Regions from separate parts of the Mus musculus genome. Here regions 2, 3 and 4 are each linked to region 1. A link is a loop called in an ENCODE intact Hi-C map of the cell type or tissue named here. Cell type or tissue: heart. All regions are shown on one strand.

Region 1 (8,000 bases):
CCTCCAATGGAGCTGCTGACTGCTGGAGACTTCTCTTCTCACTCTGCTGGTCTACTGCAGACATTTTGGGCTGTTTATTTGTGTTTTCTCCCACTGCTGTTTATTCGACCTTTCCTGGCAGCCCTTCTTCAGTTTCCCACTTCTCCCCCACAAGTTTACTTTAAAAATAACACAGCATTTGTTTCATGTTTATTTGAAGCAGAACCAAAAGACTAAGTGTGGTTATATCATAGCACAATGATATATAATTACCAGGGACAAAAATAAAGGCTACAAAACTTCACATCAATGTCCTAAAATTTTAGGACTGGAAGGGAGCCAGGAGACCATCTATTCCGGGCTGTATTTGAGCTTCACGCAAAGGAAAAACAAAAATGTGTATGTGTGCATTTTTTTCAGAGTTCATACACGTACTCAAAAGTCTCCAGTATCCAAAGTCAACAATGAGCCATCATCAGATGAAGTGTGGTGACCCAAATCTGCTGAGGAGAAGCACCCCAACCGCTATGTCAGATTGGGCTACAGAGTACATTTCAAACCAGCCTGGGCTACTGAGACCCTGTCAGAAAACAAAACAAAGAGGAGGAGGAGGAGAATGTGGAGGAGAGGAGGAAAATGTAGAGGAGGAGGAAGAAGAAGAGGAGGAGGAAGGGAGGAAAGGAGGGAGGGAGGAAAGGAGGGAGGGAGAGAGGGAGAAAGGGAGAGAGGGATGGACGGATGCAGGCCGGCCCAATCAACCTAACAGTTCTCTCAGTCACTTTAATAGCGTCACACACACAGTCTGCAGATGAATTAACAAGATCAGGAAAGAACTACTACAGTGGAACAGAGATATAATCCCAGCACGTGGGAGGTGGAAATAGGAAGATCTGGAATTCAAGGCTGTCTTTAGCTACACAGTAAGTTCAAAGCTAGCCAAGGATATATGAGACACTGACTCAAAACAAAACAGAAAACTAGATCTGGGCTGGGAGAAGTAATTTCTGGGTCCTCTTAACGTGTAAACACGTACAATAATCTGGTTGGTCAAACACATAGGAAGTTCCAGGGAAGTATTCATTACCTCCTAGACAACAGTGAAGTTTCTTTTCAAAGAAAACTATGTTTTATGGGCTGGGGAGATGGCTCAGAGGGTAAAGGAGCTTGTGATACAAGCCTGATAGCCTGAATCAAATCCCAAGATGGAAAGATTTAACTTCTCAAAGTTGTCCTCTTGTTTCCACATGTGTGCTGTCTCATGCAAGCCCCCCACCTCAGCCCCTTCCCCCTCCACCACCACTGATGACCAGTCATAGCAAATTAAAAATTTTTAAATAAAAATTTAAAAGCACACTTATAATCTCAGCATTAGCTAGGTGTGTGGGGTATGTTAAAGGCTCTGGGAACAAATACAGCATAATTTACTTTAAAGATTCTTAAGCTATTAACACTTTTTTGAAACAAATATACCTATATTTTAAGTATTATTCTTATATAAAAATGAAATTAGGTTCTCCAAAATTTTTAATCTTATTGAAAAACTTAGATCATAAAAAGTATATATATATTTTTAAGCTAATACCTCAATGGCTCCTAATGAGTCAATGGTAATAAATAGGCCAGTGTTTTTAATTCCCATTGTACGAAATCAGATAGGCTAATATGTCCTTTTCTTTTCCTGTTTGAAACAGGATTTCACTTATGTAGTCAAGGCTGGCCTCAAATCTCTTGATTCTCCTTCCTTGTTCTCCAGAGTGTGGGGATTAGACTTGAGCCTCCAAACCTGGCTTAACTTTCCAAGATGGCCAGTCAACCTAACAGGCAGCCATGTCTGGGCTAACCACTTTGTCTCCATAAACAGAGTTCCTTCCACCTCTCTGCACAAACACCACACAAGCATCTTAGGTAACACATAGGAAACTTTTTTTTTTTTTTTTTTTTTTTTTTTTGGTTTTTTCGAGTCAGGGTTTCTCTGTATATCCCTGACTGTCCTGGAACTCACTTTGTAGACCAGGCTGGCCTCGAAGTCAGAAATCTGCCTGTCTCTGCCTCCCAAGTGCTGGGATTAAAGGCGTGCACCATCACCGCCCTGCAGGAAACTATTTTTAATGTCCTCATGAACTACTAACTCCAAAACAATGCTTTCTACAATTTAAGAGAACACTTGACAAGAGGACATGCAGTAAGTATTCTACCTTGAGCCCTGATCTACAGTTTCCATAAAGTGCATGAATGAACACAGAAAAACAGTTTGCATAGTTTAGCTACTAGATCAGTGACAAATTATCAAAGCTGAAAAAATACTACCCATGTGACTTAATAGTGATAATGGATTCATAGCATTGCTTTTAGATAGACGAGAGGCCTAAGTAATTCTAGAGCACAAGCAAATCAAAGTTTATGTTCACCATCAAGATCATGCTCTCAGGTAAGAAGCATTTGAGAAAGTATAGAAGTGAAATATAGGAACTTAAGACCTAGCTGGAATTTAGGCTTCTTCTGTTTTTTGGGTTTTTTGTTTGTTTGTTTTTTGTCTAGGTCGTTGACCTCAAACTCAATATATAATCAAGAATGACGGTGAACTTATGATATGATTCTCCTGCCTCTACTTCCCAAGCACTAGTATATCCATCACGCACCACCACACCTGGTAAATCAAGTAACTTAACCATTTAGTTGCAAGCAAACAGGATTATTCATTTTTCAATAACTAGTGTCACATTGGTAAGTTTGCATTCTCAGATGAATCTCTCTTCTGAGACTGGGTTAGATACATTAACAAATAAAAATGTTAAATTACTACCACCACCACCCTTTTTTTAACACATGCTGTGCTCATTAGAACGGCGTTCACAAAACAGAATACGCATCAGCAGGACAAAACCGCAATTCCATGACATGCTTTAACCCTCCTTAAATAAAAGCATACAGATATGACTCTCAAAAGGTGCGTTAGAAGCTCTAGGAAGAAAAAGTGCCGTTGCTCTTCTCTCCCCACATTAAAACCCAAACACAGAAACCATTAAGCAAGCAGCAGTCACACAGCGCACTGCTTTAAACAGAAAGCACAGAAAGCTTAGTCCTTAAAAAATGTTATCTACTGCTTGGTGATAATTTTCTACACACAATAAAAACAGTGTTTTTACTGAACTGTCCTTTATCTTTTCCTTTTCAGTATCTCTATCTAAAACACAATTATCCGTTTTTAAAGCATCAAATTTCCCCGAATACAAAACGACTCATAGATTGGTCATTTCATAATAGATGCGAGCTGAATACTATGAAAACAAGTAATATCAGCGGTTACAAATCCAGAAAAAACGATGGAGGAAGAAAACATCAGTCATTGTTTTTCCCCCGCAGGTCATTAATTAACAGGGGACACCCCTTTATTCATTTTCATTCAGTAGTTCACTGTCTGGGCCAAACCCCAAAGCTAGGGGGGAAGGGGGGGCAGAGAGGAAGCCCCGCATGGAAGCCTTGGTTTTTTTTTTTTGTTTTGTTTTGTTTTGTTTTGTTTTAATCCAGAACTGGAGACTGTCTTTCATTGCTGTGGTCACTGAAACCAGCCAACATAAGTGTCCCAACAGTCAACTCAATTTGCTCTTTCTCCAAGAATTTCCTCATCAATCCTACAAAACAGTAAACACTTCGGGGTATCTATTTCACCCAACGACATAGTTCACACTACCCGTGAACAACTTTTCACTTAAGTTTTAACTCCTTTCGTGTCCCTAAACGCCATCCTCAGCAAAGCACTGTTTTCCTTTACCAGCCGGCTCATCCCCAAAGAACGACGCTAAAGCCCCACTTACTATCACCAACCGACTTCTAGGCCCTGGCAACAACTGCTTGGCAGCACCCACTGATACATACCTAAAAGGTATTCACTTCCGATTCACAATCCCTACTCTTCAACTCAGGAGTCCTCTTATTTCGGTAGATTCTAAACTTCCTACGGTTATGTACCTAATTTCCATCCATCTCCCATACAAGCCTGAGTCTTCCTCCCAGACTACAAGGCACCGAGTCCGGGCAGGTGTACACTAGACAGCTGGCCCATCTCTGTCCCCAAACAGACCTCCAGGGTCGCCCTTTCCGCTGTCCTCCAGCCTTCTTCCACTCTGACAGTCTTCCACTGTCCAGGGACCTCGGCATCCCCCAAAGCCTGTCCCTCTATGAGCCCGCTGGTTTTTCCCTAGATCTCGCTGACCTCTCTCCAGGTAAGCCGGGGACCCCTCGCCCCAGCAGGCCCCACCTGCGGGTCCTGGATCCCCCAACACCAGCTAGGAGTGTTGCCAGCCTGCGACGTTAAAACATAAACAGCTCCTCTTCCCAAAAGCCACCGCCGTCCTCGAGCCGTCCCCGGCCAAATAAGCTCACCTGAGCTCTGCCCGGAGACCCCCAGTTCACCCCCGCCTCCGCCATCTTCAGGGACCGGCCCCCGACCTACTCCCCTCCCACAGCTCCGCCTGAGCCGCACTGCGCCTGCGCCGCCCGGCGGCTTCACGCTGACGGTAGGGGCAGAGGAGCTTCCGGTTGCCTCTGCGCGCACTGCCTCCGCTCTGCGGAGACGGGGCAAAAGGACTTCCGGTGTGCCGGGCACTCCGGGCTGGAAGGAGGTGGGGACCCTGTCTGGGAGGAGGAGAGGCTGCGAAATCAGCTGTTGTTGGTGCCCTCGGGAGTCAGAGGTTCTGGATGGGCATCTGGACTCTGTGGGCGGAGTGAGGGACTCGTGCGCGCACGCACGCGCAGCCCGAGACTCCACCCTCTGCGTGGGCCGCAGTTGCCAGCCGGGTGACAGGCTCCACGGTTGTCGCCTGCAACTTCTTCCCGCCTTGGAGTGTGCCTCAGTATCCTTTCTGAATACGGATTAAAGGCAGCTCTTTGCATCAGCTCTCGAGAGACTTGGGTCAAAGACCAAGCAACACAAAACCTTATCACCTCTGTTACTGTCAAAATTTGACTTAAAGCGCTTCCTTCTTGAGACAGGGTCACACAGTGTATGTAGCCTTAGCCGGTCTGAAGCTACCCAGGTAGACCAGGCAGACCTCGAGAGCTACTTGTCTCTGCTTCCTCAGTGCTAGGATCAGAAGTGTGCGCCACCACGCCCAGCTAAGACCTTCCTTTTAGAACTGGAAACCATAATTAAGAGAATGGATAGTGTGCACGTTGGAGATGGTGCAGATGAGCTGTTGTTTTGGATGGAAAATGGTACAGAGAAGTTTTGTTTTCTTTATTCCTTGAAGATTTTAAGGACTTGAAGTTCGAGTGGGGAAGTGGAGTGCGAATCCGGGAGATGTGTCAGGGAAGTGGGGAGTAAATATAAAAATGCATTGTATGAAGTCCTTAAGGACTCTTTTTTTTTTTTTTTAAAGAAAAATTTCATACATATACAATACGTTTTGATCATTTTTCCTGCCCACCACTACATTCCTCTACAGAGTGTTTTTAAAGGCTAATAAGTGGCTTGATTACCACCTCTGGGCTGTTCACTATATCATCTTTTGGGGAGCTTAGCCAAAAATATATTATGCTTGTGGTCTGATTGCATTGGTCTTAAGGAGAGTTTTGTAGGAACTATGGGCCTAAAGTAATTGCTATAATTTAGCAAGAGAATGTCATTTGGTTAAATGCCTTTGTTTTCATTTACTTTGAACTAACAATCAGATGCATCTTTAACAGTTTCTGATCATTTTATCAACACATTTATTTCTTAAAAATAAGAGAAACTAAACTTGGACCAAAAGACTCAGCATGTAATAATATGGCTTTTCATGTATTTCTAATGGTTTTTGTCTAGCTAATCTTAAATTTAATTCCTGCAGGTTTTTATGCATAGTAATTGAAAGCCTAGGCTAATTATGCTGCACAGATGAAGAGTTTTATAAGGAAAAATAAAAATACACATGGGATAACCCATATTATCCATGATATGATATTTTTGTCAACTTGGCAGGATTGAGAATCGCTATGGGAATACCTCTGGGTGTATGTCTGAGGGATGTTTCTAGAAACATTTCAGGAAAGAAGGAAGGAAGAAGCACATGGATGTGAGCAGCCCCAATGGGGTCAAGAGCTGAATAAAAAAGAGAAAGCTCACTGAGCATCAACACTCCTCTCAGTTTCCTGTTTCTTTCCTGTCTCTTCAGTCAGTGTGACCTCACTCTCGCCTCCATGCCTTAGCTATGGTGATGGCCTGTGTCCTTCCTTAATGGGAGCCAAAATAAACCCATCCTCCCTCAAGTCCTTTTGCCAAGCATTTGTTTTTCACAGCAACATGAAAATCCAGAACAAACTGATGTCAGGGTATGACTTAAGAGGGCGGTGAGATCATATTTATTTTGGCTTACTTTAAAGTTGGTTCTGTGCCATTGGACTGCTGGTGAAGACTTTTTGAAAGTTCAGTTGTGTCTCAGCACTGACTCCATATGTGAAGTCAGGTCCAATTGGTCCTTTTTTTCTAGGTTTTTCTTTTTATAGATATGAAGTAAAATAGTGAACCTGCTAATTTTTAAAGTCCTTTTAACCACTAGAAATATCAGTGATTTGATAGTTCTGCTGTTGCCCTGCCCCAATAATACTTCTTGTTTGTTCTTTCAATGAGAGAGACCATTGGGCAAATTAGAAAGAATAAACACTGCAGCTAAATATAAGCAAACATCCACAGAAGTCACTGGGCTGCTTTTACTTCCCTAAAAGCTTCATTTACTTCTACAAAGCAAAAAAAACAGTAAGAACTTTTGCTTCTTTGAGATTATAAAATGAATCATTTACAAGTTCATTTATCTCTTCTACAACTTCAACCTGAGCAGCTAGCAGACATCTTCAGCCTTAATGGTAATTATTGTATGTGGGCGGATACTTCAGTTAAGGTTCTGAGAACCTGGCACTTGGAAATCTTACTCAAATAAAAAGCATCGAGACAGTAAAACCAAAGAACATGGCAGGTTTTTCTATTCAATGACTGGAACCCCAAATTCTAAAACCTATCTTATCTTTCTTTTATGGTAGTGTTTGTTTGTTTGTTTGTGGTCATATTTGAGTCAAGAGCTCACCGTGTAGCAGGGGCTGACCTGAAATTCACTATGCAGGCTAGGCTGGCCTTGAACCTGTAGAGATCCTTCAGCCTCTGCCTCCTAAGTGCTGGGGTCACAGGGGTCATGTGTCTGTATCGCCAAAGCTGGAGGTTTTAATGTGAAATACTGCTTTTGTTTGGCCATAGCTTCTCTAATGCCAGGCTTATGGAAATCTGCCCTAGTATGGGGATATCAACCACTGTAGTAGAACCTTTAAGATATAGGCAGGGCCTAATAAACAGCAATTATGCAATCTGGGCTCCACTCATGAATGGGGTGATTAAAGACTGGTATGAGTGAATTCATTATTAGAGAGCAGGTTGTTATAAGAAGAGCAAGCCTCTTGCCTCTCGGCAAGCTCCTGCCCTCTTACACGTGTCTCCTCTATATTATCTACCATGTTGCCTCATAGGTAAAAGGCCCTCCCCAGGTTCAACCAGCCTGGCCAAGTGTCTTAGACTTTGACCTTCCAAAACTGTGAGCTAAGTAAAAATCTCCATAAAAAGGACCCAGTCCCAGATAGTTTATTATAGCAAGCATAACAAAACAGACTAACACAGATACATAACTTAAGGGGCCTAAAAGGAAATTTTGCCTCTTTAAGATTATTGGATGAATCATTTCTTAGTTCATTCATCGCTTCTACAACTGTAACCTGAGCAGCTACTAGACATCAAGCACTGGACCTTAAGAAGAAAGTAAATGGACAAATTGCGCTTACAGTCTAGTGAGAGAACCACAATAAATGGTTAAATTGATATGTAATAGCAATGTTAGTTATTTCTCTCATCGCTGTGATTAAATACCTGACAAGAAATGACTTGAGGGTAAATCAGTTTATTTTAGATCATGTCATAAGAAAGACTGCAGTCTGTCATGGTGGGAAAGTCAAGGGGATAGGCGCGTGAGTCTGCTGATCACATTGGAGAATGGACAGGAAAT
Region 2 (8,000 bases), 74 kb after region 1:
TGGGGATCTGAGTTCAGGTCCTTATGATCCATGGGTGAAAAACGGCCAGGTATGGCAGCATTCCTGCTATCCCACGTCTGGTAGGTGGAGATGGGGATTCTAAGAGCTTCCTGGCCAGTCCGCCTAGCCCAGCGAATTCTGGGTTCAGTAAAAATTTACCAGAAGAGAAGGTGGAGAGTGACAAAATTAGACACCAGACGTTGACTTCTTCTCTCCACATGTATACACATCTGCACACACGTGTGCACATGTACACACACACACACACACACACACACACACACACACACACGCCTGGCTGAAATCCCAAAGCCATAAAGAAATATGAGAGGCTAAATATAGGTGGGCTACGGGAACCTGAAAGTCAGCCAGCAGGCCTAGTGTACTGGAAGAACTCCAGGACGTTGAGAGGTGCAGTCTCAAACTAAGGCGGGTGGTGTTCTGAAGGAACTTAAGTTGTCCTGTAGTCTCCGTATGCACACATGTGTCCCTGCGAGTAACACATTTATGCACACACAAATAGAGTACTGAAATGTAAAGCCTTGCTAGAGCAGAGAAAGGAAAATAAGGAACAAAGTAATAGACTAGAATACCCACATTCTTATTGCATACAGACAGTTCTATACTTGACTGTCAGCTCTTATTATATCAAAATATAAACATTCAGGCTGGAGAGATGTATCCGTGATTAAGAACACTGGCTGCTCCTCTAGAGAGTTTGGATTCAAATGCCAGTATGCACATGTGGCTAACAGGAACTGCAACTCCAGTTTCAGGGTGCCCGATGCCCTCTTCTAGTCTCTGAGGACACTGTATGAATGTGATGCATAGACGTATATTCAGGCAAAACATCACATACATAAAATAAAAATAAATATTTAAGATGATTATATAAATATTAAATCTAATAAGTAATATATAAAAACTATCTTAGTAAAGCTCTTATGAGGTACCCTGTGTAAGTTATTTCCAATAACTACTCTGCCTCTTCCAGACATATCAATCTAGTACCTAACCAAAAAAAAAAAAAAAAAATGAAGTTCAGGAAGGGTAAGAAATATGAAAGTTAAGGGTGAGTCAAATTCATGCCAATAAGATGCCAAGATCGACTTCTAGCTAGAGCCCTACCACTATTGGACACCACACCGTCCAGTCCTAAGGGATACAGCCTCTGCCTACATCACAGCCTCTCCTTCCAGGAGGAGAATCTAAAAAGCTAGGATGAGAAGAAGCCAGTGAAAGCTCAGTGAATAAGCATTTGTTGCAAAGCCCAAGGTGAGAACCAACGTCTACAAGTTGTCCTTGGACCATCCCACACAGGCAAACATACCTCACCTATCCTCGCACTATATAAAATTTAAAATCTTAAATAGAAGAGAGAAAAGGAAAAAGACGAAGGATATAGGTTGTCAGTGATGAATGGCCAGAAAACTCTCAATGCTGAGTCACCCTGAGCAAGCTCTGTGTTAGGGAGTGGCGAGAGTGAAGGAGAGACTCTCATGCCAATGCACAGCAGGAGCAACATGGAAGCCCCAGTGTGATGATTGATTCCACTAAAGGGCTTGCCTTACAAGCAGCAGGACCTGAGTTAGAACCCCAGAACCCATGCAAAACAAAACAGACAAAATAAAACAGCACAAAGAAACAAAGGATGCAAAACAAACAAACAAACAAACAAACAAAATACAAGCATGGAAGGTTGTGTGCACTTGTGATCCCAGCCCTGGGGAGGCAAAGACCAGCAGATCCCTGCCTACTTGGATAACTCCAGAGCAGCTCCAGAGCAGAACCCCTGCCTCAGAATAACAAGGGGAATATCATCTCACGAACAACAAAGGAGGCGCTCGTATGTTTTTCAACATGCACATTTATGCGTGCACACACACACACACATACGTATGCACAAAGCAAAACAACACAGTTCACACTCATCAGGACTCCTGCTGTAGCTAGTCCCATCCAGGATGAGGACAAGGAGTACTAAATAATGGAGATGACGGATGTGGGTAGTGACTTACATGTGAAGCCTTGTTACTTGGGAGTGATAGCTGTGTTTTAGACTCCTCTGTCTCAGCAGAAAGCCCGATGAAGGCGTCCATACTGGCAAGGGTGGGACACGGCCTGGGAAGAAAAATGGGATTGCAAGAAGCAGCCAAGACCAGCCCTAAAATCCCCAGTTGGAAGTGTCTCTGTAGTCTGTGGCTTGGCCTAAGACCAGGGTAGAAACATGTGGTCTGAGCACAACAGGCTGGAGACCAGAGGGTCAGGAAGGACATGGGTTTATGAATGTCTTCGTCAGATTAAAGGATCTTGTCTCTCCAAGCAACCGTTTCTAGATCTGCATGGTCTTGCAGAGTCTGTTCATCCCGGATTGCAGTTATTCACATTGTTTCCCAAAATGCCGGCTAGGAAGGCTTGGGAATGATAAAGCAGGAGGCTCAGGAAGCTCATTCGCTTGGGGTAGAGGAATCCAGATCTCTGCCAGCTAATTTAACAAGAGACCCGAGGCGAGAACCACCTCTAATAATTCAAAACTAAAATTAGACATTCATTTGAAAAAAAAAATCAGGTAACCGAAACAAAAACGAGGGGAACTTTGTTTATTTAAATTATGAGGCTAATTGCCTCAACTCTCCAATTCCCCTCAGTGGGGTAGACTTGGCTTGAGTCTATCAGTATCCATGGCGACTCATCTAATAAGTAAACTGCATTAGCTCTGCCACTAGCAGAGAGAAGGGAGGGGTCTTGAAATGTATCTGTGTGGCTTCCTTCCAGTGCAAGGCATTTCATTATGTCCTGAGGACATGAGGCACTTCAAAGAGGATTGAAATCTGGAATGAGGGGGAGGAGTTTGGGATTATATACTTGCTTTTTAGTTTTATTTTTATATATGAGAATCAGACGCTAGAGATGGGGGACTCTGGAGAGAGGATTTTTTTTCTCTCTCTCTCTTCTGGGCTAGGGTTTTGTTTTGATTTGCTCAATGGTTGATATCTTTCCAAAAAGTTCCCCCATGAAAGCAGGCTTTCTTGTTTCCTCTTATATACATAATTTCAAGTGTATGTGACAGGCTATCTGTTAAGACAATACTCACACCTGATTCTATCTCGAGAAGGAAATGATGCAACGAATCGTTGCTGGTACCCAAACGATGTAAAGTGGCAATAAAAATCACCTCAAACAGGCACTGTGGGGTTCCTGTAACTACAGAAAACTAACTTGCTCTGTATCCATTTACTTTTAAAAATCATTTCACGATTAGAAGCATGTCAACTGGTCTAATTATTGCAGCAAATAATGAATCATTTCCTTTACAATCACTTATTAATTAGCCATCATAACACTGTTGTGAATTAGGTAGAAAGACAAGGATTCAATATTCGGTTATTAACACCTAATTAAAATATTCATTGTTTCCCATATGTTGTTTATAGCTTGGCTTCTTCCACACACTTGACAGGATTTCACTAACATGGAACAATGTCTTCCATTTGCTTAGCTCCGTCGCCATCTGTTGTTCAGAAGTAGAATATGTCTTCCTGTCTCCCTCTCCCCTCCCTTACCTCTTGCTTTTGGGAGAGTTTTAATTGCGATCAACAGTGTTCTCTTGAAAATGTTTTTCTTGATTTTTTTTCTTGTGTTGTTTCTGAATAAATAAGACATTTTGGTCATTTCTTAATTTTTTAAATATTTATTTATTTTTGTATGTATTCATTTGCATGAGTGTGAGTGTGCGTGTGTGTTCCACAATATATTTTTCATGGAAGTCAGATAACAACTTGAAGAAATCGCTTGTCCCCTTTCACTATGAGCCCCAAGGATCCAATTCCAGTTGTTAAGCTTAGCACCAACTGCCTTAATCCCCTGTGCCAGCCTAGTTCCTGCTAGTTTCAATGACAAGTTCTGAATAGTAAATTGAATGAACCCAGCAACAAAATGAGACTGAAATACAAGTAGTCCATCCCTCTGCGATGGGAGTTTGGTCCTAGGTCACTGTCCCTCTTTCCTTCACCTGAGATGCTCCAATCATTTGTGTAAAATCATGTATAGTGTTTGTGTATAGCCTGTATATATCCTCCTGTATTTTGTAGTCATCTTGTGAACTGGAGATGTGCCTCAGTTTGTAGAGTGCTTACCTAGCATGCACAAAGCCCTCAGCACCACATAAGCCAAGCATTATGATCTGTGATCCTAGCACTTGAGAGGCAGAGGAATAAGGATCAGGAGTTCTAGCACGTTCCAGCTGCATAGGGTGTTCTAAGCCAGCCTGAGTTATAGGAGACACTGCCTCAAAAACAAACAACAACAACAACAAAAATCCAAATAAACAAAAAAGCAACCAGGGGCTGGAAAGATTAAGAGTGTTTGCCGCAAACCTAATCCTCATGCCTAAAATCCACATTTTTAAAAGCCAGCCAATGAGACATATGCTTATAATCCCGGTTCTGGGGAAACAGAGGCAGATGGATTCTTGGTTCGCCAGCATAAGCTACTTGGCAAGTACCAGGTCAATGAGTGACTAAGTTTTAGAACTCAAGATGGGTAGCACCACTCAAAATTGCTCTCTAACATCTGCATACACACACACACACACACACACACAACTATCAGTACACATGCACATACACACTCTCAGAAGCAGGAAAAGTACAGGTGAACTAGTTCACACATGAAGTTATGACAGAAGGGAATTTAAGATTGAATGGTTCAAGTCATTTGTAGACTTACTCTGTGCTTACTCACACAACCTAGAAAAGTGATGTCAGAGGGCCGAGCACAGCGTATCATGCCAATACCTAATGATAGAGAAGCTATCATGATGCTCTTCTAACAAACTGGGATACAGGACAGCAGTAGAGTAAGTGACTGATGTAGGGTGGGTTCCATGATGCAAAATAAAAATATAGGACCGTTGTTCCAAAAGCAGGCCTAGGGTTCATGCTCCAACAAACAAGCAAGCATAAATAGGACTGACAAGGCAGGATAGATGGCAGAGTGGTAACAGCTTGCTTCACAAGCATAAGGACTTCAGACACTCAGAACTCACATAAAGCCAGGCATGGTCACATAGCCATGTGTAATCCCATCGATAGAAACAGTAGATTCCTCGTAAGCTTGTGGGCCAGATAGACAGATGAATACAGTAAGGAAATGATAAACACTCTGCAGGAGACCAGGCACCTTCTTCCTCCAGAATAGTAAGACATGGCATTGCTAAAGGCTCACCGAAGTAATCACCTGGTAGATAGGAACTGTCTGAGAATAAGATAAATGTGGAAGGAAACAGACAGAGATGCACAGGAGAGCACACCCTGAGTGAGAAGTTTGGGGCATCTGGTAGTGTCTTCAGTTCCAATAAATGAGGTAATAATGTCCCCCTTGTTTTGATTTTTTTTCTCCTTTGAGTGTGTGCTTGTGCTTATGCAAGTACACACGGGGCGGGGGCACAAGGGCATGCATGCTTGTGGAGAACACTGGACAACCTTGCTTTTGCTTCTGTTCTTCTTTGAGGCAGGATGTCTCACTAATCTGGAATTTACCAAGTAGGCTAGGCTAATTGGACAGTGAGCAAACTTGCTTTCCCCTCTCAACCAACAAGACCACAAGCATGAGGCATGGCACCCAATTATCTCACACTGGTTCTAGGGATAGAGCTCAGGTCCTTATGCTTGCAAGGCAAACACCATACCGACTGAGCCACCTTCCCAGCCCATTGTAATCCTTAAACTAAAACTAGGTTTCTGGTCCTTGAGACAAAGAGCCCTTGTTGACACAAACAGAGAAACTGGTTTGGGAAGCATCCCATTAACATGGCCACTGAATGTGCCAAGAGGTCTGAAGACTAAATTCCATCAAATTTCACTAAAAGAAGAAGCAGTTTCAGGGTTTGGGTGGGGAGTGGGAGCTATCACGGGAAATAGTTTTTACAAAGATACTTGACAAGAGACCATTGACAGAAAAAAAAAAAAAAATAGAAGCCCGGTATAGCCTAAGGCCAGAACTCTGTTGAATGCATGAAACCAAACTATAATTAGTGGGTTACAGAATGCATGTATGTACACACACAGACACACACACACACACACACACACACACACACACACACACACACACACACACCTGCATGTGACAAGGGATTCCTGGAGAAGATGGCTAATTTAAACTAGCCAAATCAGTCAGCCAAGCCAATCTCTACTCCCCAAGTAGAGATTTTGCCTCAATATATAAGTCGGAGAAACACTAAGACTCGATCTCTGGCCTCTATACACAGGTGTACATATGTGCCCCCACATGCACACATGTGCCCTCACACCTGTACACACAGCACACACACAAATATCTATCTTAACATGCATGGACAATGAGACCAAGGCAAAGGAGCCTGTTGGGTACACATAGAGCACCATCAGATGGAAAAGCTCTACTTGTGTGGTGGAGGGCACAGGCGTGGAGGATGGGTATGCAGCTTTACAAAGGCGAAGGGGAGGGCACTGAAGGGTCCCGTGGAGTCTTAGGGACTTGCCTCTTGTAATCTTTACAGCCTCAGGCAGAAACACCGCAGCTGGAGAACAAAGTTCAAGGTAGAAGACAGAGAGTCAGTTTGAAAGGCTCTGCTGAAGTGACTGGGCCCACCCTATATCTCCTATCCTCAGGGCAGGTCATTGGCCTTCTGTACTGGTAAGGATCCTAGGCATCTCCTTCAGAGGCAGTGGAAGGACAGGACCAGGCAGGCACCTTATGAGAAGCTAGCTTTCAGGCTCACAGCTACATTGCTCTAAGTGGAAGGACTAGTGGGGTGGGCTGTGCACTACCCCAAGGACCAGGAATCAGCTCTACACGGCCCAAGTAAGACTTGGAACAAGCTTTACCGCAGAAGGAATGTCCCTGTGGCAACTCATGTGGCAAGCTTAAGTGGATGTGGACTACCATACAATCTCGTTCCCTGTGTGCATCTGTACCAGGTAATAAGAGAAAGCTACTTGATATTTAAGAAGCAGGAAAAACAGGCCTCATTATGCTCTGTTTGGGTTGAGAAGCCAGGCCTCACCCAAGTGCTCTGCCCACTAATGCTAATCATCTAATCATCTCTCTCTCTCTCTATATATATATATATATATAGAGAGAGAGAGAGAGAGAGGGCACAGGTGTGGAGGATGGGTATGCAGCTTTACAAAGGCGAAGGGGAGGGCACTGAAGGGCCCTGTGGAGTCTTAGGGACTTGCCTCTTGTAATCTTTACAGCCTCATATATATATATATATATGTATGTATGGAGAGAGAGAGAGAGAGAGAGAGAGAGAGAGAGAGAGAGAGAGAGAGAGAGAGAGAGAGAGAGAGAGAGCCATCCACATCAGCATGTATGGAGCTCTCCATATCTGACGTGTATGGAGCTCTCAACATCAGGGCATACACAGCTGTCTATACCAGACATGAACACAATTCTACATCATAGGCCTTGTGGGCTTTCCCCTCATCCACTTTGGCATGTTCATTAGTATCATCCTTGTTCAGATAACTGGACAGTCATGATGGTGAGACTTTATGAGTGTAGCTTCTAATATTACTGAGAGACACAATTTCACAACAAACTCTTTGCTGGCTTTTACAATCTTCTCACTCCCTCATACGAAATGTTCCCAGAGCCTCGGGTGTGGGAGTGTTTTGTAAATGTATCTTTTGGGCCTGGGCATCACAACTCTGCATTTTGATTGACTTTGGTATTTTCTATAGTGGCCTCTGTTGCAAAAAGAAGTTTTCCTTGATAATGAATGAAGAATGTAACTGTGGGTATAATGACAAGTGTTTATAAATTGTTGTTAGGGATTATGCTGGCTTAGTAAATTAGTGGTTGCAGATCCTCCTCCAAAAACCATGACTTCACTAGTATTGAGAAATAAACTAAGTTTCCGTACTAAGCATGACTTCCCTCTTTTTTAAAGGGTCTTGAGTCCAGTTAGAGAGCCATTGGTTACCACCAAGGACTGTGTGCCACTACTCCAC
Region 3 (8,000 bases), 1.2 Mb before region 1:
TTTAAAACCCAGTGTTTTACTTTAAGAAACAAAAAACCCATTCTTCCTTGGAGCTGGGGATGAGGCTGAGTCGGCAGAAGCCTCCCTCGCATGTCCAGGGCCCTGGTGAGCTTCAGCATGTATCAACAGGGCATGGCATCACAGGCCTATCATCCCAGCACTTCAGGAAGTAGAGGCAGGAGGATCAGGAATTCAAGGTCATCATGGCTACACAGTGTTGCTTGAGGCCAGCCCAGGCTACATGAGGATTTATCTCAAAAAATCAAATATAATACAATAAAAGAAAAATAGGCAGGCATAGTGTTCACACACCCATGATGCCAGGGGCTGTGGGGCCGGGAGGAAGGAAAGTTCAAGGTTTTGCCTTACAGAGAGCTTAAAGCCAGAACGAGTGGCTTAGTGAGATTCTGTTTCAAAATTAGAAAAATATTAAGTAATACAAGGGCTGGGAATGTGGCTGAGTTGGCAGAGCGCTTGCCTATCATGCTCCCAACCCTGGGTCCTAGCACCAGCACCAGATAAACTGGGCATGGGAATTAATATCTGGAAGGTGGAAGCAGGAGGATCAGAAATTCAATGTTATTTTTGGCTATATAGTGAATCTGGGCCAGCCTCGGCTACATAAGACTCTGTCTTAAACAAAATAGGGGGTGGGGGAGTGCAAAGACTAAAAATCCTCAAAACCAAACCAAACTTCTACTTTAACCAAGATAAATAAACAAACACCCATTCGTGTGGTTCAGAATCCAAACATTCTGAAAAAATAAAATAATAAAATAAAATAAAATAAGGCCGGAGAGGCGGCTCAGCACGTAAGAGCACTGGATGCTCTTCCAGACGGCCTAGGTTCAATTTCCAGCACCCACATGGTAGCTCTCAATTGTAACTCCAGTTCCAGGGGATCTGATAACTCTCAAACAGATAGACATGCAGGCAATACACCAATTGAAATTAAAACATGAACATGAAATTAAAACAACAACAAATCTAAAGAGAGCTTTTAGGGTCTCTCCCCATCCCCCTTTCAGCTTGCTGGTTTCCCTTCGAGCTACATTGCTATTATCTGAGGGGGTGGGGGTGGGGGTGGGGCTCTGCCGTCCTTGCCTGTACTTGTCTTTATAATCTGGCCCTATTTCCACACATCGCTGGACTCCTTCTTGTTGTATCTGGAGGTTTTGTCTGAGGACCACGCTGCTTCCAGAGCACCTGCTTTTGGAAAGGCCTTTCACCATCCTTCCTTGGGGGACAATTTCATTGCTAGGAGCAGAAACTGCAGAGTGTGCAGCTTGGGGCACTGAGTCTGAGAAAAATAAGTTCCAGGAACCTCACTGGAAGACTGTGACTGCAAAGGAACCCTCAGAGCCTCAGAGGAAGACTCCCTGCCTCAGAGGAAGTTCTCCTTAGATGGAAGCGTATACTTGCCAACACGCCAAGTGTGCACACCACTGTGCAGGTGTGGAAGCCAGTGGACAACTTTTGGGAGTCAATTCTCTCCTTTCACCAAGTGGCTCCTTTAGATAGTCAGGCATGGCAGCGAGAACCTGCTAGCCATTTCGGTGATCCCTGCAACGTCTAATTCAGAAGCCGCTTGCCCCCTGTGGCCACTGAGCCCTTGAAACACAGCTTGCATAGCTACAGACTGGCCTTTTGGCATTACTTAGGTTTAGCTGTTTTCAGCTAAAACCCATATAACCACTTGTGGCTAGTCTTTGTTGTATTGAACCAGTACAGCAAAAAACAAACAAACAAACAAGCCGGTTCCCTGACCAGGCAAGGGTGGATTCCAAGCTAGTCTACTGATGCTTATATTCCAGCAAGTACCAATAGCGTGGCTAGAGGCCAGGCTCTGGGAAAATACTATCTAGCAGAAAGCATCCACAGCTCTCTGTTCCCTTCCCACTGGCTTCTCCTTCCTGGATGTTTATAAGCCCTCAAATCTCTGACCTGCTTGGCTAGCCACTCCAGCTCCAGTGGAATTGGAGGCCATGCTTGGTGGGTGACTGAGGCATACATTTTCTTCTATGCTGTCATGAGTCCTTGCTGGAACACACTGTGTTGCTATCTCAGGCTATAGCCACTGCTCAAGGCACAGAAAAGACAGTATCATAGACTAAGGTAACCCACAGCATAGTTTCAAAAGCTATACCAAGGGGCTGGAGAGACAGGCCAGCCAGTAAAGTACGAGGGTGTGAGTTTGACTCCCGGAACCCATGTGGGAGGGAAACAAATATAAGGCCACGCAGCAGCCTGTGCTTATAACAGTGCTGGAGAGGCAGAGACAGGCTGGCCCATCAACCTACAATACTTGGCAAAAAAGAAAAATCTGCCCAAGATTTTTGGATAGGGAGAAAAGTCACCTGGATAGGGCAGACTTGGGCCAGCAGCACTTCTGCCTTGCCCCAGGGTACCAGATATGATGTATCTGCTCATCTATTCGGCTTGGGAAAGAGGCCAAGCACTCCATGACCCTGTTCATCTGATGGAAACGGGAGGCTCGAGAAAGCGACTGCTGAGCAACAAGGCTGGAGCCTTTGCTGCCTTCAGAGTAGATGCTGAGATAATCAGTAAAGTCCTTGTAAACCCACACTGACTCTGCTCCCAGAGTCACTAAGAGTTTAGGGAGATGGTCTTTGCAGGTGACAATCTCTCAGCTTAAGGTCTCCATACCAATGTTCTGTCATCACAGCCTGCCTCTGGCAGTCGGAAGGCGAAGTTCTCAGACTCCCGGGCTGCCGAGCCAACTTGGCCCGCTCTGATGAGAAGCTGGGCATACCTGTATTTACATCGCCCACAGTAGCTTGTTTGAAGTGACTGTAGATGAACAGCATCTCTTCATCAGTTGGCTGAGTCTTGAGGCGCTTCACCTCCTCAGCGGCTTTGTCAAATTCAGCCTAAGAGTGAGGGAGAGGGAGAGGAACGAGATGTAGGTTGCCTGAGTGGGAGAGGCCCAGGGATGCCTCCCATATTCCCTCTTCTTGCCAGGATTCCCTAAGGCCCACCTGTCCACTCAAGCAGTTACAGCACTGTGTCAAGTGCTGGGAATAGTTTTGGCTCACAGTGGAAGTGCACGCCCTTGAAAATTTTCTTGCCCAACTAACTGCCTGGGCCACCACTGGCCCAGATCCAACAATTGCTGGGGTTCCAGTAAAGCCCGACCTATGATCAGCGGAGATTGACTGGGCAGTAAGGGGAAACGTGGTGTGATCAAAACAGTCGATCAGAGTTCAGGAGAGGAATGCGGTGGAATCCAGTGTCTGGAGCCAGCTGGTCCCTTCCTACAGGGGCCTGGAGTTCAGCGTTGACCTCTGTCCCAGTGCCCAGATTAGGGAGAGGCAAGTGGGAGGAGTCAGAGATCGCCCTACAGGGCTCAGTCCTCGGTAGTGGTCTCCACTGGAGGGAAGGAAAAGGCTTCTGGACCACCTCACCTACTCACATCTCTTCTGTACAGGGGCAGGCCAGGCACAAGACTAAATACCTTCCCCGACCTCCAGGCTCTTCAGCCAGGGCCTGTATGAGTGCCCCTCTATTCCATTCGGTTCTTCCCAGTGTGGGATTCAATCTTCCCTGTCCTTCCTTCCCTCTTACGCCCCATCTTTCTTTCGAGGACCCTGTTCCTGCTTCACCCAGGAGTTCAGCCCACCGGCAACTCTCTGGCAGTTCCGGCGTGGGTGGCAGTTTTACATATCTGCAAGGGAAAAAGTTCCGCTCCCCAGGCTATGAGCTGGGCTCGGATCCCAGAAGAGCTGCGGGATATCTGAGGAAATAGACCCGGCTGTCCCCAAACCCACAGCATCTTCGCAGCCCGGCGGGGCACACGCAGTACCTGAGACATACTGGTGAGGTGATACGGATGCCGAAAGCGCGGGAGCAAGCTCAGAAGCAGCAGCAATCAAGTCACAGAGCGCACCAGCTAGCGCCTTTAAAAGCACAACCCCGGCGTTCCAACTGAGCTCGGGCGAGCGGCAGCAGCCAATCAGAAGTCGGATCTGCTTTCGGGGGCGTGTCCATCCTAGCGGAGCGCTCCAACCCTTCCCGGACCCAAGAGGGAGTTTATTGCGCACGCGCGGGGAGGAGCCGCGGGGCACGTTGGGAGCAGGTGGGACGCGTTTCGTTTTTTTTTTTTTTTCCGTGGGGGAAGGGACGGACGGGACATTCTCCGTCAGGGCAGTTGGGCAGGAGCTAGCAGGCACTGAGAACGCGTGAAATGGGGTGCTGCGGGAGGAGAGCAGAAATCAGTATGATTCTTTCCCTTTAACTCTCATGCGGATTGGAAAGAGGCCGGAAGTTGCATCGCTGGTTGAGTAAATTATCCGACTAGAAAATGGGATGCCCCGACCCCTTTCGGAAAATCCAGGGAAGAATCCCCGGTGCACAGCGCAATGGTGGCCCGCTGGACCAAGTCCATATCTAGGCCTTTTCTTCTGAACTTCTGGCATATTCTTTGACATTGCCCATACTTGTCGGTCCTGCACCCCTAACGCAGTCTTGTGTTCCATCAGTGCTTTATAAAGGCGGAGACAATGTGATATAACAAACTTGCACAAGAAGAGGTGCCCATCGAGCCTTGGTTAAGTGAATAACTTTTCAAATGGTTTTTAAACACGTGACCTGATGCTTGCCGACTCCTAGACCTTGGACACGCAGCAGAGGACAAACAGACGAATCTTTGCTACTTTGCAGCGTCTTATAGTGGGTTCATAGTTGATTTAGTTTAAAAAGTAAAGAGTTGGAAGTTATAACTGATGTGTGTGGAGAGGGGTTGGGGAGAAGATGCTGTTTGAGCGAGTCCTGCAAGTCGGAAGGAGCATTCTAGCAGAAGCAGGAGTAAGCAGGAGTTACTGTGGACACTGAGGTCTTTGAATTCTTAGTCTCATTAGTGAAATAATTTAAAACTGATTCGGAAGGAAGCTTGAGGACAATTATATTAAAAGTTTGAGGTAAAAAACCCACAGGACAGACAAGCTGAAAATGTTGACATCCACTGGGGAGAGGAGACTGGGGAAAAGTTTTGCCTTTTTTTTTTTTTTTTTTTTTTTTGGTTTTTCAAGACAGGGGTTCTCTGTATAGCTCTGGCTGGTCTCGAACTCAGAAATCCGCCTGCCTCTGCCTAAGTTATGCCTTTTAAGCTAGACACGGAGGTCAGAGAAATTGAGAAAACCCAGAGTGTTAGGGAGAACATGCTTAGGAGTGCACAGCAGGTTCAGAGGGTTGAGTTTAGACGGCATTCAAATCCAAGAATATGTGTCCCGGGACAAAAGACTACAGCGGGGCAATGAGGAAGTACAACTAAGTAAAACACGACAGAGCTGCAGAAGTAAGAACGAAGTAAGCTGAATAGGTGATGGCAGAGGTTGTTCATTTTGGGCATGCAGGCAGTCATTCTGATGGAGTCATGGGGTGGGGAGGGGACTTTTCAACAGAGGTGATGGTGCTATAGGGGCCTTGGCTCCATGGGAGAAGGAGGAAGGGCGACAGCACAAGTGGGCGGGAGGATTTAGAGGGCTGAAAGAACTTTCTGGCAATGGATACAAAGGTGAAAGAGAGGGGTGATAGAAAATTCTCTGGAGGTCATTACAAAAGGGAGATAGTCTCTTCTCACTTCCTAATGTGTGGCCAGAGGCCTGGGCCACAGTTTGCCACCCTGTCTACCTGCCCCCTCATCACAGCTGTAGTGGTTTGCAAAGGCAGGGCTAGGGCTGCTGCTCGGTGCTGGAGAGAGTCTGTCTGCCTAGTATATGTGAGATCCTGGGTTCCATTCCCAGCCCCGCAAAAGTAGAAAACTTAAGTCCGAGCCTTCAGATGTCACCAGCAGCTTCGGTCATGTTTTGTGGAGTGTTTGGGAAGGAGAACTTTAATTGCAGGGAACACAGGTAGATTTGTTAGTTTGTAAGTCACTTTGCTTAGAAAGCAAAAGTAACAAAAATGTTGGAGGTGAGTTTGGAGAAATTGCCTGTGAAGTATAAAAAATGTCGATGTTTTCTTTGTCACTTCTGAAAGAGGAAGTGACTCCACAGAGCTTTGACTGGACTCCCATGCGGTCAGTGGATCCGTGGGCATGTTGCCGTTATCTGTATGTAGTCTGTATGTATGTAGTATGCCAGTCTGTATGTAGTTCCAGGTTGAGTTGTTGGTTGCTTGTAGGAATATAACTCACTTTATTAATTCCAGGTAGTGGTTCCAGATGAGGGTACAAAAATTATTTCAAGGAGGTGAGGGACATGCTGAAGGGTGTGGACCCTTGGGAGCTAAGCTCTCTTGAGCCAGAGGGGACAAAAGAAGGTATCCTTGTAGAGTTTCCCAGGCACCGTGTCAGAGAGCCTGAGGCCATGCTTCTCAGCACACCTTGTGCCTCCTTCCCTTGCTGCTCAGCAACTCTTTGTTGGTGTCTCAGCTATGGGAACGTCACTGCTAAGCCTGCCCTTCGTGCTTCTTCCCCAGGGAGCTAGGATGGCATTTGGAGGCCTTAGAAAAACTTGGTCTATTATTCCTTGAGTGCCTTCCATTTGTTTTGGAGACAGTGACTCCGTTGTCCTCGAACTTACCAAGTAAGCAGGCTAGACTGTCTGGGCCGGTGAGCCCCAAGGACCCTTCTTTTTCTGTCTCCCCAGCACAGGTACTGCATGCCACCATGCCTGACTGTTTTTGCATGGTTTGTAGAAATTGAACTCAAAGATTTTCATGCCTGTGTGGCAAGCACTTTATTGTCTGAGCCTTTTCAGCATTTGGAATTTAATTTTTAAAAGTAAACTGCAGGGATTGGCAAGATGGCTCAGCCGGGAGATCCCTTGCCCTGCTGTCCTGACAATGTGAGTGTAACCCTCAGAACCCGTATAAAGGCGGAAGGGGACAACCAAGTCCACAAAAGTGCTCTCTGACTGCTATGTGTGTGCTGTGTCATGCATGAGCTTGTATGCATACACACAGTCCATGGACACACATGATAAAAAAAAATGCTTTGGGGCAAGTCATGAAGTTTTTTGACTTACAACTTTCTGCAAAACTGGAAAAGGTCATTGGTTTTCATAATCTTGAGTAATGATGGGGTCCTCAGCCTGCTCATGTCCTCATGAAGGACTCTCATCATAACTCTTGTTATGATGTCATGTTTCTACTGTCTGCTCTCTCCTGTCCCTGAGCTAAGGAGAGCAGAGCTCACCATGCACTGGCCGCCTACCATCTCTTCATGCTTGCTCCTCTTAAGAACTCAACAAATCCTTATTGACTGAGTACAGTGCCTGGTTTTTTTTTTTTTTTTTTCTGTGAGATTTGCTCCTTCTGGCTAGGTGTAATGACACCCACTGAGCTCCCAGGAGGAGGGAGACCAAACCAGGAGCATCCCTGAGAGTTTGAGGACAGCCTGGCCTCACACTAAAACCTTGTCTCAGAAAGCAAATGAAAAGGCCTTGGGAGATGGTTCAGTTGGTAAAGCGTCTGCTCTGCAGAGACCTGAACTAAGATTCCCAGCCCCATGTAATTGTTAAAATGTATTTTCTGCACCGGGGAGGCTGATACAGGCAAATCCCAGGAGATTGCTTGATGGCCATGCTGGTCAATCTATAAGCTCTGGGTTTACTGAGAGACTGTCTTAAAGAGTAAGATGGAGACCAATTGTGGAAGATATCTAATGTCAGCCTCTGACACAAACACACACACACACACACACACACACACGCACACACACAAAGCATACATCACATTCATACACATAATACAACAAAAAAAATGGCAAAAAGAAGAAATTCAAAAAGTTCCTTTTAATTAGCTGCCAACTTGGAAACCAAGTGAATTCATTAGAACTGATTATCAGATCGTGGGCTAGAACAAACAAGGTGAACTCTGGCCAGAGGCCTATGCAATCTCCTGGTCACGCTCCCAGCTTTGGAAGCAGAGGATTTAAGATGGGGAACCCAGCCAACTTATCAGGCAGACTGACTCAGCCCATCAGTAGGAGTTGCCAGTGTTGGAGCTTGTCCTCGTGGTTATGAGTCTAGAAGGTATCA
Region 4 (8,000 bases), 100 kb after region 1:
TGACTTATTCTGTTTCCAGAACCCATGTTAGGAGGCTCATAATTGCTTGGAAGTCCTCTTCTGGCCTTCATATACACCCGCACACATGGGGTACACACACACACACACACACACACAGTCCCAGTTTTTTGTGGTAAACACCATAACCAAAATCAACTTGGGAAGGAAAGGGTTTATTTCATTTTACAACTTATAGCCTATCATGAAAGAAAGTTAGGGCAGGAACTCAAGGCAGAACACACTGTCCAGGAGAGTCAAATAATACAGTTAGCTACTCTTGTTTATTTAAAACATTGGAAAGGGTGGCTAGAAAACTGGCTCTTGGTAGTTGTCAGATCACAAACACTTGTAACTCTAGCTCCAAAGGTTTTGATCCCTTCTTCTGGACTCCAAAAACAACTACACTCATGTACTCGAATCCACACAGAGATACATAACACATTTTGTTTTTTATCTAAAACATTGTGAAGGCATTTATAACGGGGAACCGAGGTCTCGACACCTTTGACGTGGGCTACTCTACAACCGGGTATTTAAATTCACCTGTCCTGAGGCAGCGGTCCATGTTTGACCCCACATGGCTACAATTTTCAGTATATATCAAGTCAGCGATGGAAAGTTTTAGGGTTATAAAAATGAGGTCGTTGGAGAGTTATGGATGGGCCCTTTAGACATGAGTTTTACTGTGTGAGAGCAAGAGCTCTAACCCAGGGGGAGAGCTCTCTTCTCAGCACCTCACTTTGTTCTCCCGTTATGTGGGGGCTCAAGAAACTTTCTCTTCCTTTGGTTCACCTTGGAGCTCACTGCTCATCCCAGACTGGTTGGTTAGAAAGGCCGAGGGGTCGGCCTGTCTCTGCCTCCCCAACAGAGGAATACAAGCACACCTCCACCGCTCCTGGAATTTTCCACTGGGTTCTGAGGATCATCCTCAGATCTGAATGCTTGCAAAACAATCACTTTATAGCCTGGGTTCAGCCTTTAGTCAGGGCAGGAAGTTCTTAAGACTCTTCCTACCACTTGTGTGCTCTGCGTCCAGAGAAGCCATTGTTCTGTTTGGATAAACCCCAAAGTACAAAATACAAAGTTCTCCACGGACAAACATTTACTTCGTATTTAAGTTTTTGAAGACTTCAGGTATAGGAGCTGTACCAGTCAGGGCTCCCTAGAGTAACAGAACTTATAGAACTAATCTCTGTGGAGAGTCATTGGATCTATTGGAATGACTTACAGGCTGCAGTCTAGCTAATCCAACAACCGCTGGCTGTGAACAGAAAGTTCAAGAATTCAGAAGTTGCTCGGTTCCACAAGGCTGGATGTCTCGGCTGGTCTTCAGTTTACATGTTGTCCCAGAGTAGGTTCTAATGACAGTGAAGAAATGGATGTGCTAGCATGGTGAGAGAACAGTCAGGCAAAAAAACCAGAAACCTTTCTTCTATGTCTTTATATAGACTTCCAGCAACAGGCGTGGCCCATACTAAAGGTGTGTCTTCCTGCCTCAAGATCCAGGTCAAAGGCTGTGTCTTCCTGTCTCAAAGGTCTGGACCGGAACTGGATTCACCCACTTCAGACCAAGCAGAAAAATCTCTCCCAGGTGTGTTCTCTACTTCTGGATTGTAGTTCATTTCAGACTGTGGTGGTTTGAATAGGAATGGCCTTCATAGATTCATTTCTTTGAATGCTTGACTATAAGGAGTGGCAAGATTAGGTGTGGCCTTATTGCCATAGGTGTGGACTTGGTGGAGGAAATGTGTGTGACATGGTAGAAGCAGGCTTTGAGGTCTCCTATGCTCAAATTACATGAAGTGTGGCACACAGTCTTCTGCTGCCTACAAATCAAGATGTAGAACTCTTGGCTCCTCTGGGACCAAGTCTGCCTGCATACTTCCATGCTTCTTGCCATGATGATAGTGGACTAAACCCCTGAAACTGTAAGCCAGCCCCAATGAAATGCTTTCCTTTATAAGAGTTACCCTAGAGGCCGGGCGTGGTGGCACACGCCTTTAATCCCAAAGCTTGGAGGCAGAGGCAGGCAGATTTCTGAGTTCAAGGCCAGCCTGGTCTACAGAGTGAGTTCTGGGACAGCCAGGGCTATACAGAGACCCACCCCCCAAAAAAAAAAGAGTTGCCCTAGTCATGGTCCCAAGAATTGCTATCATAGAAGCTGGAGAGATGGCTTGGTAGTTAAGAGCTCTTACTGCTCTTACAGAGGACCTAGGTTTGATTCCCAGTGGCTATGAGATAGCTCATAATTTTCTGTAATTCAGGTACCAGGGGAACCTCATACCCTCGAATTTCTTTGAGCCAGAGGCATGCACATGGTATGTAGGCATACATACAGGCACAACAGTCATACACCTAAAATAAAATAATAAATCTAAGAAAAAACAATCAAAAGTTATCAGAGATATTAAGAGGAAGAAAGGAAGCAAACACAAAACCTCTTTAATGGCAAGAAGCATATGTTTTTCCAGTTTTCCACCCGTCCTTCAGTAAAGATCTCTCCTACAGCAGAAGACTTCATGTCACTTCTGCCTCCATCTCTTACAAAATGAAAATAGGCTGGTAAGCTGTTCTGCAGCAGGTGCTGGGCTGGCAGGAAAAAGACAACCCTTTTGTATAGCTGCCATCCTCTGGGACAGACAAGGGGCACATTGCATAAGTGGTACAGCAGCTAATCGTATGTGATCACCGGACTCTGCATTTTACAAAACATGTCCCCAGAAAGATGCAGGGTGTCAGGATGAGATGGGTGAGGATTATTTTCCAAAACAAAATTTTCCTGGAAATAAAATGCAGAGACTAGGAAGGAACAAATGTAATGATCTCTTTTTGAGTTCTCTGTCCCCAGGTCCACATGTTAATAGCTGGCACAAGAGTGTGTTAAACATGGCTGGAACTGGGTCTTAGCTGGGACTGACTCAGGAGCTGGGAGCTGTCCAAGCCAGGCTTGGAAAGAACCAAACTCAGAATCTGATACCCAGGGAAAGGAAAGGGAGCCAGAAGGCAAGAGATCCTCACGACACAGGGAAATAGCTTTTAAGAAGCTCCGTGAAGGCCAAGAAACTAGAAAGTGGGAATAGTTAAAAGAACTCTGGTGATATAACAGTTGAAGGGAGAAATACTAGAGGTAGAAGGATTTAAGAAGGGAAGGGACCGGCAAGGAGATGGTAGAGAAAAGAGGGTGGGTGTTCAAGTAAAACTAAGGATATATGAAAATGCCATAAGGAAACGTGCTACTTTGTAAACGAAAAAAAAAAAAAAAAAAAAAAAAAGGAACTGATCATGGTGGCGCATTCCTATAAACTATAGGGGAACAAAGTCATCCTTAGGAAGTGCTAAGCCAGGCTGGCTAAGACACTGTCTCAAGGAACAAAAAAAAAAGAAAAAAAGAGGAACAATAAGAAAGCATTTTAAGAAAACTTAGGAAAGAAAGGAAAAAGTAGGAAAAGAAAAAAGAAAAAGAAAGAGAAACATTTTTAAAAGAAAGAAAAAGTACCTTAGGAGGAATCTTGAGTTCAGCACCTCCTCTGAGGGGAGGATCGGTTACTCGGGATCCAGCCCCGCCCAGCAGTGCTGGCTGTCCTTGCGCAGGCGCAGTGGTTCCTCGCTTCAGCACTAGTGCGCATGCTCCGCGGGGCCACGGTTCTCCGACCTGCTGTGGTAGTGTCAGCTCCTGTGAAGGAAGTTTCCGCTTTGCACCCCACCCGGATCACAGTTCGGTTGTAGGGCCCGCTCTCTCCGGCTCCACATCAGCGCATCTGGATCATGGGGTTACCCAAGGGGCCAGAGGGCCAGGGACTCCCGGAGGTGAGGACCTCTGTCCCTGACACCCTGGGGTTGCTGGGGAGAGAGGGCCGAGCCCAGGGCGGCGGGCAGGGACCAGCCTGGGGTGGCGGGGACACTGTCTATGGTTGCTCAGGTGTGTCTGTCCCAAGGCGGGCCCTAGGTACCCTGGAGGGGCAGCTGACTGGTCCCCCGGCGTGCCAGGGTGCATCGTGTCGCTGGGTGCAAACTTAAGGGTTCCTGGGTCCTCTGGGGACAGAGGAAACATCCAGATCCCGGCCCAGATGCAACCTCACACATCACGAGGTCCCCGGGAATTCCTATCTCGGGTTGTCTGGAGGCCCCTCACATTGCGAGACTGGCTTCCCCCGGGCCAAGGCTGCTGCGCTTAGGAGTCTCAGCAGTCACGAGATGAGCGGTGGGACTGTCCTGCTCCCGGTGTGCAGGGGGCGGTGACCTTGGGACACACACCTTCTGCGGGACCCATGTGGCCAGCCTTTCATTCCCTTTTGTCAGGAAGGCACGCTACCTACCCGGCTTGTAGCCTCCTGCCCCTCCCCCCGTCCCACGGGCCGGGGAGGGTGAAGGAAGTTTGGAAGCTCTGCGCACATCAGGGTGATGACAGAGTTGAGGACACTCTCTCCTGTGGTGCCTGTGTCGGGACAGGAACATGCTGCGTGTTCTAAGGAGGGAGGACCTTTTCAGAAATGGTTTAGTCGAGTACTCAGCCAGTACTCATTCGATCCTATGAACAGGACTACCACGTAGGCTGGGAAGAAAAGTGCAACCACTCTCTAACGGTGGGCTACCGTTAGAGCTTGGCTGTGGGATTTCCAGTTGTCCTCCTAGTTGCTTTACTCAAAGCTCTGAGCTTAGAGAAGAGTCCCAGTTTCCAGAGAGAATTAGGGAACACCTCTAAGGCACCTGGATCTCTTTCTAAGGCTGGAAGGCAGGCTTTGGCAGAGGTGTGGTGTGCCTATTTGACACTGTGCCTAGTGCCCGTTCTTATTCAGCTGCGCCGATCTTGCTTCCCCGTGCCCCTCACAAATCCTTCTGTTACATCTTCATCCTACTCATTACAGAGTCGAAGTGTTCTGTGTCCAGGTGATGAAGGGTGGGTATGTGTGGCCCTGGGTTAGGTAAAGTTTCATGGGGTCTGGGTTGTAATAGTTCAGATTTTCTTTGCCATGTAAAAATCTCTGTCTGTCTGTCTCTCTCTCTCTGTCTGTCTCTCTCTGTATGATGAAGTGCATATGTGAGCATGTGTGGAGGTCAGAATAGAGCCTCCCATGTCACCCTCATGAATGCTGAAAACCTCCTTTGAGACAAGTACTCATTGGCCTGGCACTTCCCAATAGGCTAGATTGGTTGGCCAGTGAGACCCAGGGATCTTTCTGTCCCTGGGATTACAAGTGCACAGTACCATGGCTGGTGTGTTTATATGGGTCCTGGAGATTGAACTCTGATCCTCATGTCGTGAGGCAAGCGCTGGGCTATTGTTGCAGCTTTAAGGCTTTTCTTGGCCGTCTGCTATGGAGTCCTGTGTAGGGCTTCCAGTTCTACCCTAGTTCCTTCAAACTAGTGGAAGTTTTTCTAAAAGTAATAAACACACCACTTTCATGAGTAGGTGTGACTCCTCATAGATAGCCAGGAGGCTGGGTCTGATTTGTTACTCTTTTCTAGCTTGTTCTACATCGTGAGTTCTGGAGCAGCTGTGGGTAGGGAGATGAGAGGGGTGGGCATACATAGTGAGATCCTGTCTCAAAAAAGAAAAAGCAAAACACAGAAAGACCAAAATGACTGTTATAGTGTGCACACAGATATAGACTTAAAAAAAAGATATAAAGGCTAAAAGCTAGCATGAGTATAAAGTTGAAAAGCTCCAAATACCGAGGGTTTAGGGCAGAGTGCTTACATATGTGCCTGAGCTCTGGGTTCTGTCCCCAGCACAGTGAACAGTGAGGGTGGGGTGCCTGTAATCTCAGCACTGGGGAGGCAAGAGAACTAGGAATGCAAGGTCACTGTCCACATAGAGGAATGGAGAAGGCCAACCCTGGGCCACAGGAGACCCTTTCTTAAAAGACAAAACAAAATTGCTGTCACCTGGCTCTCACTAATCCAGTTAACTCCTGCTGGTCAGGTTTTGAATCCCTTTGTGTGTATATGAAAGAAAGCAATAGCTAGACCCTTCCAGCTTCTGAGAGCTACAGTGCAGGGCAGATGGGAGCTTCTCTGGCCTTGTTTAAGAGCTCTCTGCGATCCATCTCTATCAGTCTCTGGTTATGAATTTATTTCCCTTTACTTACGTATATGTCCATGTGTCTGTATGTGCGAGTGAATCTGAGTACCTGTGAAGTCCTGACGAGCGTGGCAGATACCAGAGATGAGTAAAGGTGGTGGTGAGATGCTTAGTGTGGGCTTGGGGAACTGAACCTGGGTCCCCTAGAAGAACGGTATGTGCCCTGAACCACTAAACCGTCGTCTCTGGCCTCCAGTGTCCTACGTTAGTAACTGGAGGTATTATCCAGTGTGCTGGGGTTTTATGGTTTCAAGAAGGATGGTTTTTTGTTCTCTGCATATCAGCACATGACCACTTTCCATTCTGTGTAAGCGCGTTAATGTGTAAAGTGAATTTGGAATCAAACATCCCCATTCAGTGTCTTAGGCCAAAAACTTATTTCATTGGTTCTATTTCAAAAATACAGTTGTACATCCTGAAATGACAGGCAGCCGGTGGGGATGCTATATGCAATGAATTGAGGTGGGAGATTGTCCTTCTGGGCTATAGTGTCCCCTTCTTGGCAGTATCTTTATGACACATGATGGCTGAATACTCGAAGGAATTCTGTCTTATTTACCTGTGTGTGTGTGTTTGCATGTGTGGTGTCTAGACATGCCTGTATGCGTGTGTATATGGATGTTCATATGTGTGTATAGATGGTCACACGTGTTTGAATACACATGTATGTGAGTGCATATTGACACCTGAGGTTGGCATCAGTTGTCTTACTCTGCCATTTTTCTACCTTATTCATTGAGGCAAGGCCTTTCAATTGAACCTAGAGTTTACTAGCTGGGCTAGTCTAGCTATAAATAGCTAGCCTGTGGTCTTTGCTTTCCAAGTGCTGGGCTCACAGGTGGGCCACCATGCCTGCCCAGGATTTGCATGGGTTCTGGGGAATCTGAACTCTTGTCCTCATGCTAATATGAACATCCGACTCTTGGCAGCGGAAGGATTTACTTCATTTCCGTTCAGTGGAGATGGCCTTTACCAGTTACGTGCATCCCTTTTGTTCTAGGTGGAGACGAGAGAAGACGAAGAACAGAATGTCAAGCTGACTGAAATCCTGGAGCTCTTGGTCGCAGCTGGCTATTTCAGAGCAAGAATTAAAGGCTTGTCTCCTTTCGACAAGGTAAGAGAAAGCCTCGATAGCCACTGTGCCGTCTCTCTGCAGGACTGCGCGGTTACTCAAGGTAGCGGAGGATAAACTGATTGTGTTTTTACTTCCTCTGTACCCGTGGTCCAGATTCCTCGGGGATGTACTCGGATTTCCTGTTCAAAGTCAGTAGATGCAATTGGGTTCCATTACTGTGCACACTATTTTAGGGACTGTAAACAAGCAAGAGAGTATTTTCTCAGGCCGGGAGACTCCTCAGTCAGTAAAGTGCTTGCTGGGAAAGCATGGGGACCTGACTTGGATCCCCAGAACCCATGCAAAAAAAAAAAAAGGAAAGGAGAGAGGGAGGGAGGGAGGGAGGGAGGGAGGGAGGGAGGGAGGAAGGAAGGAAGGAAGGAAGGAAGGAAGGAAGGAAGGAAGGAAGGCAGGCAGGCAGGCAGGCAGGCAGGCAGGCAGGCAGGCCAGACCTGTGGCATGCTTGTGATTTCAGTACTGGGCAAGTGGAGACAGGCAGATCCCTGGGGCTCCCCGGCCAGCCTAGCCAAATTGATGAGTTCTAGGACAGTGAGACCATGTGTCTCAACTAGATAGATGGATGGATGACTCCTGAGGAATGACACCCAGTGCGGACCTGTGGCCTCTACATGTATGCATGTGTGTGCACAAACATACGCACACAGGAACACTCACACATGTACACACACGAACAAAAAATCATTTCTCTTTTAAGGAACATATACTTCGGGAAGGAGTTATAAAGTCTGTGGAGGAAGTAATCTGAGTTCATAGCTATCCTGAACCGCATGCTTAGACAATGGC

What was found. Hi-C counts contacts between places; a loop is a spot of excess contacts. Peaks named below come from ENCODE experiments on the same cell type or tissue, not always from the same donor. Only the 100,000 strongest peaks of a DNase experiment are listed, where the experiment ranks them.
Region 2: a loop joins it to region 1, with 1.9 times the contacts of the local background. A loop is called at or near these places in 7 of 42 quality-filtered maps.
Region 3: a loop joins it to region 1, with 5 times the contacts of the local background. A loop is called at or near these places in 2 of 42 quality-filtered maps.
Region 4: a loop joins it to region 1, with 5 times the contacts of the local background. A loop is called at or near these places in 10 of 42 quality-filtered maps.

The regions. Positions count from the first base shown.
Region 1 is chr1:121,323,329-121,331,328 of GRCm38, forward strand. It overlaps Insig2 (insulin induced gene 2), which reads right to left and starts at 4,696. Exons shown (of 6, transcript NM_133748.2): 1 at 4,363-4,696. In heart, a CTCF peak has its summit at 4,527; DNase peaks (open chromatin) are centred at 4,533 and 6,233; H3K4me3 peaks cover 2,267 bases; H3K27ac peaks cover 1,665 bases.
Region 2 is chr1:121,396,949-121,404,948 of GRCm38, forward strand. No RefSeq gene overlaps it. Among named protein-coding and RNA genes, the nearest start is that of Ccdc93, 30 kb to the right of the region's middle. In heart, a CTCF peak has its summit at 3,515; no DNase peak of the experiment used is centred here.
Region 3 is chr1:120,117,122-120,125,121 of GRCm38, forward strand. Dbi (diazepam binding inhibitor) reads right to left here and starts at 3,975. Exons shown (of 4, transcript NM_007830.4): 1 at 3,824-3,975; 2 at 2,774-2,891. The coding sequence starts at 3,832. It overlaps 3110009E18Rik (RIKEN cDNA 3110009E18 gene), which reads left to right and starts at 4,066. Exons shown (of 6, transcript NM_028439.2): 1 at 4,066-4,096. In heart, a CTCF peak has its summit at 4,333; DNase peaks (open chromatin) are centred at 3,230 and 4,000; H3K4me3 peaks cover 2,465 bases; H3K27ac peaks cover 3,787 bases.
Region 4 is chr1:121,427,451-121,435,450 of GRCm38, forward strand. It overlaps Ccdc93 (coiled-coil domain containing 93), which reads left to right and starts at 3,617. Exons shown (of 24, transcript NM_001025156.2): 1 at 3,617-3,807; 2 at 7,083-7,196. The coding sequence starts at 3,766. It overlaps Gm35243 (a long non-coding RNA gene), which reads right to left and starts at 3,618. Exons shown (of 2, transcript XR_387343.4): 1 at 3,497-3,618; 2 at 158-2,779. In heart, no CTCF peak of the experiment used is centred here; DNase peaks (open chromatin) are centred at 3,631 and 4,111; H3K4me3 peaks cover 1,462 bases; H3K27ac peaks cover 1,037 bases.